Regions from separate parts of the Homo sapiens genome. Here region 1 is linked to region 2. Evidence: read pairs that join two places in POLR2A ChIA-PET (ENCODE). Cell type or tissue: PC-9. All regions are shown on one strand. Links, peaks and the distances in the headings refer to the core of each region. The heading gives the core; the rest is flanking DNA.

What was found. ChIA-PET counts read pairs that join two places held together with the same protein. Peaks named below come from ENCODE experiments on the same cell type or tissue, not always from the same donor. Only the 100,000 strongest peaks of a DNase experiment are listed, where the experiment ranks them.
Region 1: POLR2A ChIA-PET joins it to region 2 with 5 read pairs; 3 of 35 experiments call an interaction of 5 or more read pairs at or near these places.

What each region holds. Positions count from the first base shown.
Region 1 is chr13:98,634,464-98,639,848 of GRCh38, forward strand. No RefSeq gene overlaps it. Among named protein-coding and RNA genes, the nearest start is that of STK24-AS1, 60 kb to the left of the region's middle. In PC-9, for the core only: no CTCF peak of the experiment used is centred there; no DNase peak of the experiment used is centred there.
Region 2 is chr13:98,465,819-98,471,203 of GRCh38, forward strand. STK24 (serine/threonine kinase 24) reads right to left here. Exons shown (of 11, transcript NM_001032296.4): 6 at 558-743. Among named protein-coding and RNA genes, the nearest start is that of FARP1-AS1, 33 kb to the left of the region's middle. In PC-9, for the core only: a CTCF peak has its summit at 973; a DNase peak (open chromatin) is centred at 1,053; H3K27ac peaks cover 2,097 bases.

The DNA of each region.
Region 1 (5,385 bases), core at 236-5,235, 170 kb after region 2:
CATTTGTTTTCTGACTTTGCTTATAATGCTTTGTGCTATGCAAAAAGTGACTTCGTTTTTTTAAACTAACATACAGTAAAATTGAATTGTTTGGTGTGGAATTCTAGGAATTTGAACACACGTATAGACTGTGTAACCACCACTGCAATCAGCAGACAGAACTGTTCCATCTTCCCCAAAAAATTCTCGGTATTATCTTTCCCTCCACCCTTCCAGAGACCACCGATATGTTCTCATTCACTCTAGTTTTCTCCAGAATATCTTATAAATGGAATTATAAATATGGAGCCTTTGAGACTGGCTTGGCCCACTTAGCAAGCATAATGTCTTGAGATTGGCCTGATGTGTTGCCGCATTGATTACGTGTTCCTTTTGATTACTGGGTAGTACACCATTATATGGATGTACCACAGCTGTTTGTCCATTTACCTGTTGAAGGACAGTTCGATAGTTTCCAGTTCTTGGCAATTATGGATAGAGATATATAAGCATCTGTGTTGGCTGGGCACAGTGGCTCATGCCTGTAATCCCGGCACTTTGGGAGGCCGAGGCAGGCGGATCCCTTGAGGTCAGGAGTTCGAGACCAGCCTGGCCAACGTAGTGAAACCCCATCTCTAATAAAAACACACACAAAAAATTAGCCTGGCGTGGTGTGCACCTGTAATCCCAGCTACTCAGAGGCTGAGGAAGGAGAATCACTTGAACCCAGGAGGTGAAGTTTGCAGTGAGCCGAGATTGTGCCACCGCGCTCCAGCCTGGGCAGCAGAACAAGACTCTGTCTCAAAAAAAAAAAAAAAAAAAAAAAGCATCTGCGTACAGGTTTTTGAATAAACATGAGGTGAATACCTGGGAGCGGAATTTCTGTGTTGTATGTTTGACTCTATAAGAAGTGACAAGTTGTTCTCCAGAGTGGCTGTCTCATTTTGCATTCCCACCATGAAAGTATGAGCATTCCAGTTGCTTCTCATCTTCACCAGCAACTGGTGACAGTATTTTTATTTCAGCCATTTTAATAGATGTGTAACAGTGTCTCATTGTGGCTTCAATTTGCATTTCTCTAAAAATGGCTGTGATATTGAACATATTTTCATGTGATTATTTCCTTATGTTCTCTTTGGTGAAATATCTGCTCAAGTCTCGCCCATTTTTAAATTGGGCTACTTGTGTTTTTTTGCTGTTCAGTTTAGAGTTCTTTGTATATTCTAAACACAAGTCCTTTGTGGGATACATGATTTGAAAACATTTTGTTCCAGTGTGTAGTTTATCTTTCCATTCTCTTGGGTCTTTGTAGATAAAAATTTGTATCCACATGATACAAAATCATATAATTTTGATGATGTCTAATCATTTTTTTCTTTTATTGATTATGCATTTGGCATTCTGCCTGAGAACTCTTTGCTTAACTCAAGTTCATGAATACTTTCTTTTATGATTTCATCTGAAAGATAGCCTTTCATTTTACATTGAGATCTAAGATATATTTTGAGTTAATTTTTGCATAAGCTGTGAGATTTGGGGCTCATTTTTGTATGTGTGCATATGTTCAGTTGCTCAAACACCATTTATTAAAAAAGATAATGCTTTCTCCACTGAATTGCCTTTGCATTTTACTCAAAATTGGTCATATTTGTCTGGTCCAATATTTAGGCTCTCTTTCCTGTTGCACTGATCAATATGCCTAGCCCTTGCCGTACCACACTGTCTTGCTTACTTTAGCTTTATAAAAATTTAAAAATTTAGTAGTATGATCCCTCTGAATATATTTATTTCTTTCAAAATAGTTTTGACTACTCTAGTTCCTTTGCCTTATCAAATAAACTTTAGAATCAGCTCATCTATATCTACAAAAATCCCTACTGGGATTTTTTTTTTTTTTTAGATTGCCTTATATCCGTGCATTCATTTTGGGAGAATTGCCATATTTAATATGTTGAGTTTACTAATCTATGTTTTTGAGACAGGAGCTCACTCTGTTGCCCAGGCTGGAATGCAGTGGCACAATCACGGCTCTGCAGCTGCAACCTCCCAGGCTCAGGTGGTCCCCCTGAATAGCTTGAATCTCTTAATCTATGAACACAGTATATCTCTTATTAATTTTTGTCTCTTCAGTGTTCAAGTTTTATAGCTTTCAGTATTCAGATTCTATACATATTTTGTTAGATTCATACCTAATCATTTATTTTTGAGTGAGCGATTGTAAATAATGTGTGTGTATATATGTTTAAATTCTTCAATACACTTTGTACTATTAGTACATAGAAATACAATTGATTTTCATGTTGACCTCGTATTCTGCAACCTACTAAGCACATTTATCATATCTCGGAGGCTTTTTGTTGATTCTTTAGGATTTTCTATGTAGTCAATCATTTTGTCTGTGCAAGAAAACCATTTGGATCCCTTCCTAATGTGTATGTGCTTATTTCTAGATCTTGCCTTATTGTACTGGCTAGGACTTCCAGCATGATGGCAAAGAAGATGCCAAAACTTTTGTAGTTTTTGTTTTTACTTTTAAAGGTTGCATTTATCAACCTTTTCTCTTTTTTTTTTTTTTTTTTTTTGTTGTTGTTGAAATGGAGTCTCACTCTGTCACCCAGGCTGGAATGCAGTGGTGTGATCTCAGCTCACTGCAACCTCTGCCTCCTGGGTTCAAGCAATTCTCCTGCCTCAGCCTCTCGAGTAGCCAGGATTACAGGTGCGTGCCATCATGACTGGCTAATTTTTGTATTTTTAGTAGAGATGAGGTTTCACCATGTTGTTCAGGCTGGTCTCAAACTCTTGACCTCAAGTGATCCAGCCGCCTCGGCCTCCCAAAGTGCTGGGATTACAGGTGTGAGACACCACGCCTGGCCAATCTTTTCAACTTTTATTTTAGCTTTGGGGGTACACGTGCAGGTTTGTTACCTAGGTAAACTTGTGTTATGGGGTTTGATGTAGATTGTTTCATCACCCAGGCCCTAAGTCTAGTATCCAATAGTTATTTTTTCTGATCGTCTCCCTCCTCTCACCCTCCACCCTCAAGGAGGACCCAGTGTGTGTTGTTCCCTTCTTTTTTCTATGTGTTCTCACCATTTAGCTCTCACTTACAAGTGAGAACATGCGGTGTTCCTGTTAAAGATAATCTATCAATCATTTCTTAATGAATGATAATGTATCATTAAGAAATGATTGATGCATTATCCTTACATTTTTTATTTTGAGTAATGATAAAAATTGCTTTCCCACTGAAAGTTATTTTATAACTTTCCTTCCTATGTTTTTTGGAAAAATGATGGGCCGGGCACGGTGGCTCATGCTTGTAATCCCAGCTGAGGCATTTGGGAGGCTGAGGCAGGCAGATCATGAGGTCAGGAGATCGAGACCATCCTGGCCAACATGGTGAAACACCATCTCTAATAAAAATACAAAAATAAGCTGGGTGTGGTGCCGCATGCCTGTAGTCCCAGCTACTTGGGAGGCTGAGGGAGGAGAATCATTTGAACCCAGGAGGCAGAAGTTGCAGTGAACCGAGATTGCACCACTGTACTCCAGCCTGGAGACAGAGCAAGACTCCATCCCAAAAAAGAAAAAAAAAAAAAGATATTAGGGCAGCTACATTTGTGAGGCCTGGATGAGTGAGAAGGAGAGACTTAGCCATGTATTATGGTAGTTTATGTATTTCTTTTCATAGTGTCTGAGAAATGCTATATGAGAACTTGAGTTATTTTGAAATTAATTTTTTAATTATTGAACTCCATTCTTTAATCGCACTCCACTCACACTGGATGATGTGAGTGAGGGCTCTACGGGGGTCATATTACCTCAAGGATACAAAAGGTATCCACACTCATTTTTTTTTCTTGAGATGGAGTCTTGCTCTGTCTCCCAGGCTGGAGTGCAGTGGTACGATCTCAGTTCACTGCAATCTCCATTTCCCAGGTTCAAGGGATTCTCCTGCCTCATCCTCCCAAGTAGCTGGGATTACAGGCACCCGCCACTACACCCAGCTAATTTTTGTATTTTTAGTAGAGACGGGGTTTCGCCATGTTGGCCAAGCTAATCTTGCACTCTGGACCTCGAGTGATCCACCCGCCTTGGCGTCCCAAAGTGCTGGGATTACAGGCGTGAGCCACTGCACCTGGCCCACATTCAGTTTTAAAAAGAGTGTGTTTACTAATGTGAAGTGAGGCTTAAAGTTCAAGTGTCCTGCAAATTTTAAGTACGATTTCAAGAACAACTAATAAACATATAAAAACATGCTCAATCTTATGAGACATCATAAAAATCAAATTAAAGTTCCAGTGTGACACTATTGCATACTCAACACAATGGCTAAATGGAAAAGGACAAATACTGAGTATTAGTTAGGATATGAAAAAAACAGAATGTTTACGCCCTGCTGTTGTGAATATAAATTGGTACAATCAATGTGAAAAATTAGTGATATCTACCTAATGCTACCGTACATATCCCATGACCTGCCAATTACATACTTAAGTAGATGTTCAAGATAAATGCACAGCTATGTTTGACAAAAGATATACACAAGAATATTCATAGCAGCACTATGAGACTAGTCCGAATTGGAAGCTACTTAACTCTCCATCAACAGTGGAATGGGCCAGGTGTGGTGGCCCATGCTCGTAATCCCAGCACTTTGGGAGGCTGAGGCTGGAGGGTTGCTTGAGCCCAGAAGTTTGATACCAGCCTGGGCAACATAGGGAGCCCTGGTCTCTACAAAAACATTTAAAGAATTGGCCAGGCATGGCGACGTGTTCCTGTGGTCCCAGCTGCTCAGGAGGCTAAGGCAAGAGGACTGCATAAGCCCAGTGTGAGGTTACAGTGAGCTGTGGTCACACCACTGCACTCAAGCCAGGGCAACAGAGCAAGACCCTATCTCAAAAAAACACCAAACACACACACACACACACACACACACACACACACACACACACACACACACACCAGTAGAATACACAAAAAAATTATGGTATAGTCACATTGCTGTATACAAAACTATATCCACTAAGAATAAAGGCCAGGTGCACCTTGAATCCCAGCACTTTGGGAGGCCAAGGGGGAAGGATGGCTTGAGGCCAGGTGTTTGAACTAGCTTGCTTAACACAGTGAGACCCCGACTCTGGATAAGTTAAAAAAAAAATTAGGCCAGGCGCAATGGCTCATGCCTGTAATCCCAGCACTTTGGGAGACCAAGGCGGGCAAATCACCTGAAGTTGAGAGTTCGAGAGCAGCCTAGCCAACATGGTTAAACTCCGTTTCTACTAAAAAAAAAAATGTTAGCTAGATGCAGTGGTGGGCGCCTGTAATCCCAGCTACTAGAGAGGCTGAGGCATGAATCCGGGAGACAGAGGTTTCAGTGAGCCGAGATCATGCCACTGCACTCCA
Region 2 (5,385 bases), core at 295-5,294:
TTCAGACAGAAAATGAGGCAAAGCCACACAGTCGTTACTGCTGTATGGCTCTGCCAGAGTCTATTAAACCTAAAAAGAGAAAGTAGGCAGGAAGGGGAGGGGAAGAAGCACAGAGGGTGGCTTGGTTATATTTTCTAATCTTTTGTTTCCTAACACATGCCACCTGGAAAGTGAAAACATTTACTTTAAAGACATATTTAGCCATTTGTTTCCAGCTAACCTTTGCCATTATTAAAAACAGTGTAACAGTTTATGGCCTGATCTTCTATAAATATTAAACATTTATGATTCCACATTTAATATTAAGGAGAATATTCTTCAGATTCAATGAAGTATGAGATGGCAGAAATCTAAAAGAAAATAAGGAGATTTTTAATACTTAAAAATTAAAATGTATTTGCAAACCAAAGAAGTCAATCATACTTACTTAGAAAAAGAAAAATGAATAATACCAGGAAGACAGCTGAAAAGAGTGATTAAAGCAATCCCAACAGGATGTATCTCAACCAAGTCAAGCCGCACATGAAGAGGTACGCTGTGATCCCTGGGAAACTTACAAAGCTCGGCTCCTTATTCAAACAGGCCTCCACAAACTCCTTGAGGGGTTTACTGTAGTTTCCTTCCAACGTCGGTGGGTTGTTCTTTGGAATGAGGAATAAAACTTTCATGGGGTGCAGCTCGGAATGAGGTGGTTCCCCTCTTGCAAGTTCAATAGCTGTTATGCCCAGGGACCAGATGTCTGCCTGCAACAAGAAAAGCATCTTTACAAACACCAAGCAGGAATCTATTCCAATACACAGTATTTAGGGGGAAAATGGTAACATGTCTCAATACTTCTGAGGTTTTGAAAAAGGTATTTTTAACTGATATTTAAAAACATAAGCCCTCGCTGTAATTTCAAAAGAGACAACAGGAGAAACTGTAATATGCCAAATGTTTTCTGCCTCTACATGGAGATGGCTTATCAATTCACTCCTACTACGCCTCCTGCTGGATGCATTCGGCATTCCCCGTGGAGTCCCGGGGGCCAGCAGGACCAGTAAGAGAGGTGAGCAGAGAGGAGGAGTCCGGAGTGGGTGTACGCTCGCGAGTCACCCCCTCCAGCAGTGCTTAGAACTTAGGGCACAGCTCTGAGGTCGAGAGTGGGCACCTTGGTCTCAAGATACCTGGGTTGAAATGCCAGTTCTACAGTCAAAGTCCTGTGACGTTAGATGAAAGAGCTAACCTCTGAGCCCTGTTTCTCTCATCTGTAGAATGGAGGTGGAAGAGGAGGAGGTGGCCATGTAAGGTGCCTTACCAGGGGCCCAGAACTTAAAAAAGTTTATTATGAAAATGTTCAAACATACAAAGAACTGAGAAATATTAATATAATGCATCCTCATCTACCTATTGCATGAATTTACTAATTAACATTTTGCCATACGAGCTTTGTCCATGTGTTCCCCGAGTATATTTTAAAATCAATCAGTCATCATGACATTTTCCCCCGAGTATTTCCGTGTGCCAATATACAGACTTTTTACTACCTATCAGTGCCTGAAATTAACACGAATTCCTTAATGTCATGTATAATTAAATGTTCTCAGCTGTTCAAAAACTGTCATTCCATGGTTGGTTTATCTGAATCAGGATCCAAAGTCCACGGGGTACAACTGACTGCCAGGTCGCTAAGGCTCTTTCAACCTACAACAGTCCTGTCCCCAGTCTCCCCAGGGACATCAACTTAAAGAAACAGGTCCCAAATTCGGGATTTGTCTGGTGGTTTCTTGCTGATGTCATTTACTGTGTCTCTCTAGTGTCTGCATTTTCTGCCGAATGTCCCAGAGGAGACATCTGCAGAAGCCGTGTGGCCCCACTAGGACATCTCAGGTCCAGCTGCCCCACCTCCTTCTGCCCAGCACAGGCCTGTGGCACAACCAAGCAGTTAGGCAAAGGAATGAATTCCTTGAATGTGTCATGTCAATGAGAAGAGCCAGGCCATCCTAAGAGGAACTTGACAGCTGATGAGACATTGACAGCATGTGACACCAATCCCCAAACAGGACAGAGGCCGACAATGAGGCAGGACATAGTCCTATATGGGCTGGCGAAAGACGAATGGGGACTGGGGTAGAGAACACGCCTGAGTCTGGTACAGCTTTCCTGCTGTTCTCACTGTGCACTGGAATCCATCATTATTCCAAGAACTTCAGTGAGAATCGAATACATCTCTCACACTCACTCTACAGCAAGGAAATGCATAGGCGGAAGCATCGTTGTGGCTGCAGGGTGCTTTAACTATCCAGAGGATACACTTACCATGTTCCTGCAGCCTTAGTGAGTACCAGAAATCCCTACTGGAAGCCCCCAAGCCCAGCAGTCCATGGGAATGATGCCTACGGCATATTCTATTTCCTTATTCTCAGTGAAGATGAAAAGCTGCCAGCAAGTCTTGTTCTAAATTCTTTCTACTAAATCTTGTACTGAAGGGGTCAGTCTAGAAGAGCTGACGTTGGAAGTAATACTATTTTCCTTCCCTCTACAACTTGGACTCTGCTTTATCTTGCATTGCATTATCTTAAAAATCAGCAGAAATGCAACTGATCCCAGTCTCTTGCCCCTAGGAGCAGGGAAGCAGGTGCATGGGAGCACAGGGTGGGCAAGCACCCAGAACTGTGGCAGCGACAGGAGGACAGGAGTGAGCAGGCACAAGGAGGGAGGACCGAGGAGGGGAGAGGCAAGAACAGAGGTGGCAATTGTGACTCTTGTGTGGCAGCGGTTCTCCACACCAACAGGTGGCTCTCAAGTTTGTGTGATTCCACATCTGTCTGCTTCCCCCAGGCCTCTCAGATTTCATTACAGCTACTGCTGTTTTCAAAGCATGCTGTCTCCTGGCCACACAGACCCAGAGCCTTCTCATTTGTAAGGGTACATAATAGTTATATGAATTTTTTCTGGTACAAGTATACAGTGTGTAACAATCAAATCCGGGTAGCTGGGATCCCCCTCACCTCAAACACGGCTCATTCCTTTGTGCTGGGATATTCCAAATCTTCTCTTCTGGCTATTTGAAACACAACAAATTATTAACTACGGTCACCCTATTGTGCTACTGAACATGATCTCTGACGGATGCACCTCCAGACCTCCAAGCACCTCTCAACCAGCTAAACACACTCGGTGACTGGCAGGCAGGCCCTGGCAGAAGCCGATCTCTGCTGAGAGTACGTCGGTGATGCGCTTGCCTTGATTTTACTCAGAGGCCCGAGGACTTGCTTTCAGGTTCAGGGACAGATAATAAGCAGGCGGCCGAACGCCTGCTTGCGAACGCCTGCTTCTGCACGCAGTGTGCACCACGGGAAGTTCACTGAGAAAACCCCTGCTGGCCCCATCTGAACGCAACCCACGTATCAGTCTCCTGGCTTCCAAGGAGGGCAGCCAGTACAGCACCATCAAGAACAAACATGGGGGCCAGGCGCGGTGGCTCACGCCTGTAATCCCACCACTTTGGGAGGCCGACGCAGGCAGATCACTTGAAGCCAGGAGTTCGAGACCAGCCCGGCCAACATGGCGAAACCCCATCTCTACTAAAAATACAAAAATCAGCCGGGCATGGTGGGCTGCACCTGTAGTTCCAGCTACTTGGGAGGCTGAGGCAGGAGAATCATTTGAACCTGGGAGGAAGAAGTTGCAGTGAGCGAGATCATAAGTCTGGGTGACAGAGCAAGACCCTGCATCCCCCCCCCCAAAAAAAAAAGGCGGCGGGGGGAGGACATCCTACTAGGTAGCCATGCCAGGGACACGAGGGTCACCCAGCTCCTTAGGATCCCCTCTTTGGACCCTCCTAAATCCAGCTGCAACCCAGGGTGTATGGTTCCTGGGCTCTCAGCACCCTGCGTCCCCTCTACCCCTCCTAACTTTGGATTAGTCTAAAGGGATCTCTTCTCCCCAGGACTTCTGTAGGGGGCTCCCAAGTGGTCTTCCTGCCTGCTGGCTCTCCCACCAGACATCTAACTATGAGTAATTTGGAATCCTGGACTGGCATGTGAATCAATGGCAAGCAATTTGGCATACAAATCGAAAGCCACAAAAATATCCAAACTTGTTAAAACCAATTACTTCGATTCCTAGGCATCTCTACTACATTTTAAATTTGGAAAATGGTATGGGCTGCCCAAAATATTCAACAGCAGCATTACTTATGTTCAACCTCAGAAGAATGATTAAGTTGCTATGGCACATTAACTTAATGAAGTAGGATGTACTCAACAATGTGTTGATAGGGAAACTCATAAATATAATTGAGTTTGTCTATTACTGCTTCTAGGAAAAATGACAGCAGATCAAGAACTTGTGTCTGAGGTTTTTTTGTGTCTTTTGGCAGGGAGGGGACTCACTCTGTCACCCAGGTTCAAGCCATCCTCCCACCTCAGCCTCCTGGATAGCTGGGACTATAGGGCATATCACCATGCCCAGCTAATTTTTAAATTCTTTGTAGAGGTGGGAGTCGGGGGGGCAAGGGGGGGTCTTGCTTTGTTGCCCAGGTTGGTCTTGAACTCCTGGCCTCAAGCTGTCCTCCCGCCAGGGACTCCCAAAGTGCTGGGATTATAGGCGTGAGCCACTGTGCCTGGCCTATGTCTGAGTTTTAAAGTAAACTTTATGTGGGGAGCAGGCAGTCATCTTCCAAAGCAATTAAAATGAGGTGGAAGGAGAGACCCATTTGGGAAAGATATGAAATTAGACATTAAGACACTGCTCACAGAGAAAACAAACAGTGGTTTCTAATATAAGCTCCAGTCAAAAGCTGCAAATGCACACATTAACTGCGAACGAATCTTCTCCTGGGGCATGCTCCTGAGTGACCACCCTGAGTTCTCTGTTACTGATGGTTCTGGACTCTCCTCAACATTGGGAGATGTGGGGATCTATGCAACAGCATCCTACATCTTCACAATATCATGTCAAATAAAGTACGCTAGCTACACATCTGAAGATACAATTTAAGTGATTTTAATTATATAGAGAAAATAATTCTAGAAGAAACCAACTCTATAATCAAGAAGAAAACCAGGGATAACCCTAAATCACAGCTGTAATCAATCAAAACAAAATCTCATTTGATATAAGCTTATTACTTAAGCAGATGCGATCATTAGGAACACACTTGTAACTGGCATCTAGAGGCGTATGTGATGTTTATGACCATTAAGAGCAACACAAGGTTGACCAAAGTGGCCCAACATTACTCATGCAAAAATAAAGCCTGCTGTCTCCTGGTTCACATTCTTCCCTGGCCCTCAGGGCTCATCCTCCCAGCCAGGCCTGTGGACAATTCCTGAGCCGTAGGCAGGAGCAGGGAGTCCATGGGCTCAGTGACCAGTGACAGGAAGGGCTGGTACGCAGTGC